3 separate regions of the Homo sapiens genome follow, and all the other regions are linked to region 1. The links are chromatin loops, found by intact Hi-C in ENCODE. Cell type or tissue: endothelial cell of umbilical vein. All regions are shown on one strand.

Region 1 (2,500 bases):
AGTCCCGGCCATCTTTCAGGATTCATTTATGCTGGCCGCCTTGGCTTCCTCATCTTGTACATATTTGGTTTAGAGAATGCGAGGAATTTGCTAGCTGAGCAAGTTTATTCATCCTGCTTTCTAACTAGGCTCTTTCCCACTGAGGTATGTTTCTAAAATTTCCCTCAGCAGGCTTTGTTGCAAAAGCAGTGCGGGGTTCAACGGGACAGTTTAAATCTAAAACAAATCCTCCCTAAAAATGCACTGTTCTCTGTCAGGACAGAATCTGGCTCTGTCTTTGAAACAGAAGTGCCTGAACTTATTACCAAAACTTCTAGCAAAGGCTGGAAGGACATCATCCCTCTATGTGCAGACAATACATTGAAAGAGGGCAATGGGACAAAGGTTATTTTCTAAGCACTCACTGCGTGCAACATGAGATGTCATTCCATTTTACTAATGTGAGAACTGACTGTTGCAGAAGTTAAATGACTTGGACAAGTTCAATTACTAAGTGGTAGAGCAGGAATTTAAAACCGAGTCTCATGACACAAGGCAGATTGCACTATGTGTGCGTAACCCCAAGTTGACCAACTGTATAACTAAATGTCACTAAGAAAGCGTAGACTACTAAATTAGATACTAAGATATCAAGGCTTGCATCTGTAATCCTAGCTATTTGAGAGGCTGAGGCAGGAGGATTGCTTGAGGCTAGGAGTCGGAGACCAGCCTGGGCACCAAACACAGTGTGACTCTCTCTAAATAATAAATAAAATACACTAGGTAAAATAAATAAATTAGATAAAACCATTATGCATTGAGTTGGAATTTAAGAAAAATATATAAATCAAAGTCTAGATTAATGACTTACAAAAATCATAAACTAAAGTGATTTTCTAATTTGCAAACAATCCTGATAGGTTGTTTCTAATTTGCAAACAACCTATCTTAATAATTCTTTGGAAAGTTACATTGGCTAGTGATGACATGAAGAAACCTTAATTTTTCTCATATTTAATTTTCTGGTGTGCATTTCTTTTGGAAAAAAAACATTAAATGTATCATATGGAAATGAATCCAAAAGTAACAATCAGTTAATTTCAGTTCATAGGTAATGTCCAAGGCAAAAGCAAGGAGAAAAATAAAATAGAACCACTGCACCATCTAGTGACGGAACTCTTGCTTTACAAGAAAACCACCTGATGCAATTACATTTTGCCAATCAGTCCCCAGAACTTTCTGAGCCTGAAAAATATTCATAAAATTGTCCAAAAGAAGAATGCCTAGTGACAATGAATCATAGAAAATTAAGAGCAGACAGGATAGATTCCTAAGTTTCCATTTGGAAGCTAGAGGCAAACCCAATTTTTAGTCCTCAAAGAGTGGGTGCCATGGATCCTGTTTACTTTCCCCTCTGCACCCAGAAGCTTGATGTAGTATTTTATGAGCTAATAAGGGTTTGAAGCCAGGCATGGTGGCACACACCTGTAATCCCGGCTACTCAAGGGGCTAAGGAGAAGGACTGCTTAGGCCCAGGAGTTCGAGACCAACCTGGGCAACACAGTGAGCGATCCACTCTCAAAAACAAAATAATAAAGGTTCAACTGCAAAACACAGATGGTGTAAGGATGTATTCAGTAAATCTGAAATGTTTCTCCACAAGCCTGACTAGGACTCATTCATAATGGTAAACACAAGGCTCAGTTTAAGACTAAAGCGTCTTTCTTCTAATTACCTTTCCCTGTAGTTTTGTCCAATGTAGGTGGTGATAAATCTGAAATTTACTAGCCAGGCATGGTGGTGCACATCTGTATTCCTAGCTACTGGGGAGGCTGAAGAGGGAGGATCACTTGAACCCAGGAGGTCAAGGCTGCAGTGAGCTAATTACACCACTGCACTCCAGGCTGGGCAACAGAGTCAGATCTCATCAATCACTCATTAAATCTGAAATAAGTAAATCCGAAATTTAATGTCTTATTTGAATGCTCTGCAAATAACAAAATGCCCAAAGAAAACTGACTTATTTTTTTAAATTACAAAAATATTACTTCAAGGGCCAAAAAAGATACTAGAACTAAAATAGAAAACTTTTTTGGGATCTCAAGATTTATATTTTGTCCAAGATGTTAACATTCATGGCCAGGGAGAAAATGTATTGAATAATTTTATGATTAGTGTGAATGAATAAAAAAAATTACCAAGGAAGAAGAAAATATATTTCCACGGAGTAATTACGTGGAATGAGTAGGTCAGTGTATGTGAAAAAACGTTTACTTCCATTATGCTTGCGCAATGTTTAAAGTGAAGCTAGTTTTCATTCCAGCAAGATTTGAAACATTTATAGTGACTGGCTCTGTCAGCTCCAATCTCTTCACAGGCAAGATAGCAGTTGAATCTAGTTGGGTACTTAGCACTTCCCTGAGAAATCCCAAACATTCAAAATATGCATAAATTTGACAATTCAAATCCTCGGTTGATAATTTTTCAAGACCACATAATTTCATCTGGTTTTTTACAGTAA
Region 2 (2,500 bases), 900 kb before region 1:
TATGTATATGCAGATGTAGTTGTCTTTAACTTTATCATTGATTTCCATCGTTATTACAGTGTTGGGTGAGAGAACCTGTTTATGTTACCTGCGACATTATGAGAAATGCAGATGTAGGAAAATAAACGTATTTGGCTTAGTTTCACAAAGCAAATTTACCATGGCACATGCCTCAGCTAAACCTGTTTTCAGACTCTTCAAGTTCTTTTTTTCTGTCTTCTTTTTTTCTGTCTGTTCATCAAGAACAGACTCATGTGCCCCTTTCGGCCCGGGATTTGTAGTAGAATTCGATGAGGAAAGAAAGTTGATATAATTATGCATCGTTATCAAAATTATAGTCAATAAAACCTTTCAAGTAAGTGGGTAGTTAATTGAGATCTAGAAGGCATTTGGGCTTTCTGGCTTCACTGGCCAGCTTGCAGTCACCTGAGTGCACAGAAAACTGCTTGTTTTCTGGAATATTTTCATGGTTGTGAAAATTGATAATGTATCACTGTTAGGTCTGATTTTGTTTCCTGTCCAAAGAGGAAAGGTCATCCTCCTCCTTATTAAATTTTGAAAAATAAATAACCACAGCAGTATCTCAACAGACTCAATGTGTTTATTTTACACTACAAGAATGTGAAATAATTGGACAGTATGTCACAGGGGGAAGAAAACTAGGAGAGCAGCTTGCCGGGTTTAATAAATTAACTTTGGCTCTATTTGCTGAAAAGATGATTATTGACAGTTGCGTATCTTGTTTATGAGCACACACCTTAAACTTGATCAGGAGGAAAGAGAAAATACTCAAAATTCTTGCTGATGAAAGAGCTTTTCCCGGCTTAGGGCAATTGCTTCAAAGAAAAAGTACAAAGGTTTGAACTTCCCACCCATGTGTTATTGGACAGGGAAAAAGGAAACATTTCATAGAGATAAGCTACCGTTTTGAATATTGAAGGAATTTAAAAGCAAAAATATCAGTATTGACACAATTACAGATACCGGTCTTCTTTAGAAAACATGCACCACTTTTTTTCTTTGTGGCTTAAAGAAAAAATTAACTTCGTGAATACCAGTCATCTACATGCATTAAATATAAGACAGGAAAACTTCTCTCTGCTCTTATCGCAAGTTAAGAATATTTTCTTTTAAATGCGACTTACCTTTTAAGATGAGTGAGGCTGAGTAAGTAAGGAAATGTTAAGAGGTGACTTTAAAAGAAACTTAACCATGCAATCTCTTATAGGTGACTCAACCTGTGATGGAAGTTAATTGCTATTATTAATTATAATTATTATTTTAAGTCTATGTTTTGAGGAGCTTCCAGAACTTTCTAACTCTGACAGCACCTGTCAGTAGGGAGGTAATGGGAAGGAGCATGTACCCATGGTATGAAATGCTTCTGCTGCTTAAGTCACAAAGTCACAGGGGGAACCGGAAGTACCCACAATTTCTCCCCAAGAAGCATGCACTTCAGCGGTGAATACAGACTTAGTCACAGAAGAGAGGTGAGGTCAGCGAACGACAGCAGAAACAGGAATCCTCCAGATACCAGACCTATTACCCAGAAGGTGGTTTTCTGCCAAAAATATCAGCTTGTAGACTGCTTATCTGAAAGGAGAGCTGCTGCCCATAGGTGACATATGGCTTGAGGACCAAACTGGAAAGTGAAACCACTGCTTTAAGAAAAAGAGCCCAAGAACCCACGAGATGCTCTCCTCAGAGGAAGAAGCTTCTTGATTTCAGTCCAAATCCATAAAACACATGAGAATCTTGAATATGTTCTTATCCAAATCGGTCATTATTGATCATCAACTGTAGTCCTAACTGCTGTACAATACCATCTATTGCTTTTATATCTGAAGTTCTGCACATCTAACAAATTTTTTCCATTAAAAGACTGCTGTCATTCGAAGCATTTTATAATTTATGAAGCACTTTCACCAAAATAAATCTGTTCCTTTCTCAACCTTCCTTAAAAATCAAGTGACCTGAAGTTAGAGTTAGGGAATAGGCCTAGATCTAAGACCTGAGAGTTTGGCCCTTTCCAAAAAATGTCATATAGCCCAATGGCACGATAAGAAGAACAACAAAAACTGTAACAGTAATAATAGCTGCCACTTGGTACTTAGACCAGAGAAAGAAATTTCCTACAAACCTTACAAGCAAAATCCCATTTTGCAGAGGTGGAAAGTGTTGTTCACATATTCGTGTAGCTCTCCTAAGGTCTTGGATCCTAAAGAATGGCAAAGCTCAGAGAGTAAACCAGGTCATCTGTATCTAATTTGTTCCTCTTTTCGCTGCATAGACTGTCAGCTAGTGCAACTTAACATTTTCAGAGAAGAGAAATTTTCATAATTCTTGTCTGGCTATAAAAGGTTGAGAGAACATACTCCCAAGCTGGGATATTCCTCTTTGAGCACGTATTGATATTTTGTTATTATTATTACTTTTAAAAATAGCTCTTCATTTGGTTCTATAATCTGGTAATTAAGGTAAACAATACACTATGAGTAGT
Region 3 (2,500 bases), 650 kb before region 1:
CTTAGACATGTTAGTAAACATTGCTATGTGGAAGTCACCATGTTACCAAAATTAGCAGCAGATTCAGTGGAGAATAGGAAGGAAGCCTGAGCAGGACAGACTTTCTAAGGAAACGGAGAAAGCTGAGGTTCCTGCCTCACATTTTCCATACAATTGCGCTGTACTTTAGAACCATCTACCTCTTAGTGAAGTCCAACCCCTATTCTACGAATGAGAAAATGGAGACCCAGAGACAAAGAAGTGACTTACCCAAGAACACTTATGGTATCACTGGAACAAGACCAGGGGCGAGATCTCCCTTCTAACATGACTTGGCCCACATTACTACTACTCACTTGCCAAGCAGATACTCCAATCCTCCCCTTCAAACAATGAATATGATAAAATCATCCTTTTAAAGAATAACTGAATTTCAGTTCAGGAAGCACTGTAATTGTCCAAGTGAATGTTTGTCAAATATCTCTTTCTGGTTTTGTTTCTTCATGAATGATCTAGAGTCTGGTCACTTGCTGTCTGGCCCATCCTCAAAAGCCAAACTTTCTCCTAAACTCTGGCTATCTCAGTAGGTCCATGGACACCAATGAAGTCCCCATCTCTGAATGCAAACCTTCCTGATCAATGTAACCTTGGAGAACAGGTTAATTCTAGCACCTTGAGTGAGTTCCAGGTAGGATTCTGGCAGTTCTGGTTGGGTTTGCAGCCAAGAGCCAAAATGCCCCAAAAGAGCCTGAAGTGGACCCTGGTCTTGGTCTTGGCCTTAGAGGTCAGCAGAGCAGTGTTTAACAGCAGAGACTTTTGCTTCAGAAAGACTTGACTTCCAAGTCAATCCAAGCCCAGCCATTTGTCTGTGACTGGACCACTAAGTGACCTCCGCCTCCGTTTCCTCACTTAAAAGTTGAAGTAATAAGAAACACTTCCCTGTGGTTTTGAAAGGATTAAGTTGGCTACTTACTATACATATCTAGCATAATGTGTTAGTGTCAGGAACATGGGATTCACCCCATGAAAGGGGATGTCATTGTTAACTGGTCTGAGAACCCAGAGAAGCAGCAGAAAGACACCTTGGGGGTTCTTGCTTCCAGGCAGCCACCTGGGAGTCAGTTTTCAGATCCTGGCTCTCTACTACCAGCTGAGGGAGCATTTCCAGTTTCAGCTCTCAAATTGTGCCAGTTTAATAAATGCATCAGACCACAAGGTGGTGCTTGATTCTAAAGTTTGATATCAGGAGGCTTTTCTAACCACAAAAGTAGTGAATAGCAAAGTGCATTCAACATTGTTAACAAGAGCCAACTTCCTAACCCTGATACAGATGTATAGGTGGGCTCCTGGCCTCTCTGACTGAAGACCAAGGAGTGTGAGCCACACAAGGAGCATTTGGCATGTGAGGGGGATGGGGAGAGCCTCAGCAAAGCTGAAGCCTTTATTTGGTTTCTTTTCCTACAGCATTATGTAAACTCCTGTCAAACCTACACTTGTGCTGTGTGGTTGTCCTCCAATTTCTGTATTACTCAGGCTCCCATGAGCAGCAGTTCAAGGAGTACAGGGAGGAGGAGCGGAAGAAGGGTGTTCTTGGGACATCAACCCCAAGGTATTTCAAAGCCCACTTCCTCTCGTAGTGCAATGACTGATGCCTCCAGCTATGAGTACAGGTCATGAGGCTCTGTATGTAAAGCAGATGTCACCCCTTTTTATTTTCAACATGCCAGCGTGATGCCACTGGGTCTTGGTGAGTTGGCATCACACACATCATCAGCAGCAATCTTGCCCATGCGGTCGGCTCTGTATAATAACATCTGTATTATAATAATAATAATCATAGTGCCTTAGGTAGGTAGAGCAGCTTGAATTGTCCAAAGGACTTTGCAACCAATTTGCAGTTATTATTGACAGAGCTTTGGTCCTGGTGCAGTCGCTACCTGGACATGACCTTGGGCAATTTCGTGAATTCTGTTTACCTGTAAAATGGTGGAGGAAGAAGGCGGGTAGACTAGATAATTTCTACAGTCCTCTTTAATGCTAGAATTCTGTGAATCAGTCTTGTTTTTCCCTCAGAAGAAGTTCTCCATCCATGAACATTTAGGCTTTAGGGGATGCTAAGAGGGATTTAGGGGGAACCCCTGATGAAAACAAGCAAAATGGAAAAGATCAGGAAAAGGTAGGAGGACAGAGCTAGGAAGGGCTAGGCTTGGAGACAGAATAAAAGAGCTGAAAAGGACTCAGGACCTATAACTTTGGATGAAGGCAACTGAAAGGCTTTTGTGGGAAATACCCCTGTAAAGGAAAACAAAGAGAAAAAAGAGAAAACTTAAATCTGCTGGGTTTTCTTTGGATCCAGCCAAAGGATTAGCTCTAAGATTGTTTTCTAGCTGATCCTCTGATAACAGCTTTCTAAAGGCTTGTGTAGACATCCCTTCACCAAATTTTTTGACCTTTTAATCCTTCTGAAAGTGACCTGTCCCTCTTTCTACTAATGAGAACAGAAAAATAAAAGAAAGTTTGC

Evidence for each region. Hi-C counts contacts between places; a loop is a spot of excess contacts. Peaks named below come from ENCODE experiments on the same cell type or tissue, not always from the same donor. Only the 100,000 strongest peaks of a DNase experiment are listed, where the experiment ranks them.
Region 2: it touches region 1 in a loop (4-fold over the local background); 2 of 110 quality-filtered maps call a loop at or near these places.
Region 3: it touches region 1 in a loop (19-fold over the local background); 64 of 110 quality-filtered maps call a loop at or near these places.

Annotation. Positions count from the first base shown.
Region 1 is chr6:11,584,266-11,586,765 of GRCh38, reverse strand. No RefSeq gene overlaps it. Among named protein-coding and RNA genes, the nearest start is that of TMEM170B, 48 kb to the right of the region's middle. In endothelial cell of umbilical vein, a CTCF peak has its summit at 1,128 (motif pointing left); a DNase peak (open chromatin) is centred at 1,125; H3K27ac peaks cover 1,094 bases.
Region 2 is chr6:12,482,942-12,485,441 of GRCh38, reverse strand. No RefSeq gene overlaps it. Among named protein-coding and RNA genes, the nearest start is that of LINC02530, 100 kb to the left of the region's middle. RefSeq lists enhancers at 1,669-1,748, 788-1,987. In endothelial cell of umbilical vein, no CTCF peak of the experiment used is centred here; DNase peaks (open chromatin) are centred at 1,101 and 1,521; H3K27ac peaks cover 2,305 bases.
Region 3 is chr6:12,232,881-12,235,380 of GRCh38, reverse strand. It overlaps a transcript of EDN1 not described here. Among named protein-coding and RNA genes, the nearest start is that of EDN1, 56 kb to the left of the region's middle. In endothelial cell of umbilical vein, a CTCF peak has its summit at 1,162 (motif pointing right); a DNase peak (open chromatin) is centred at 1,180.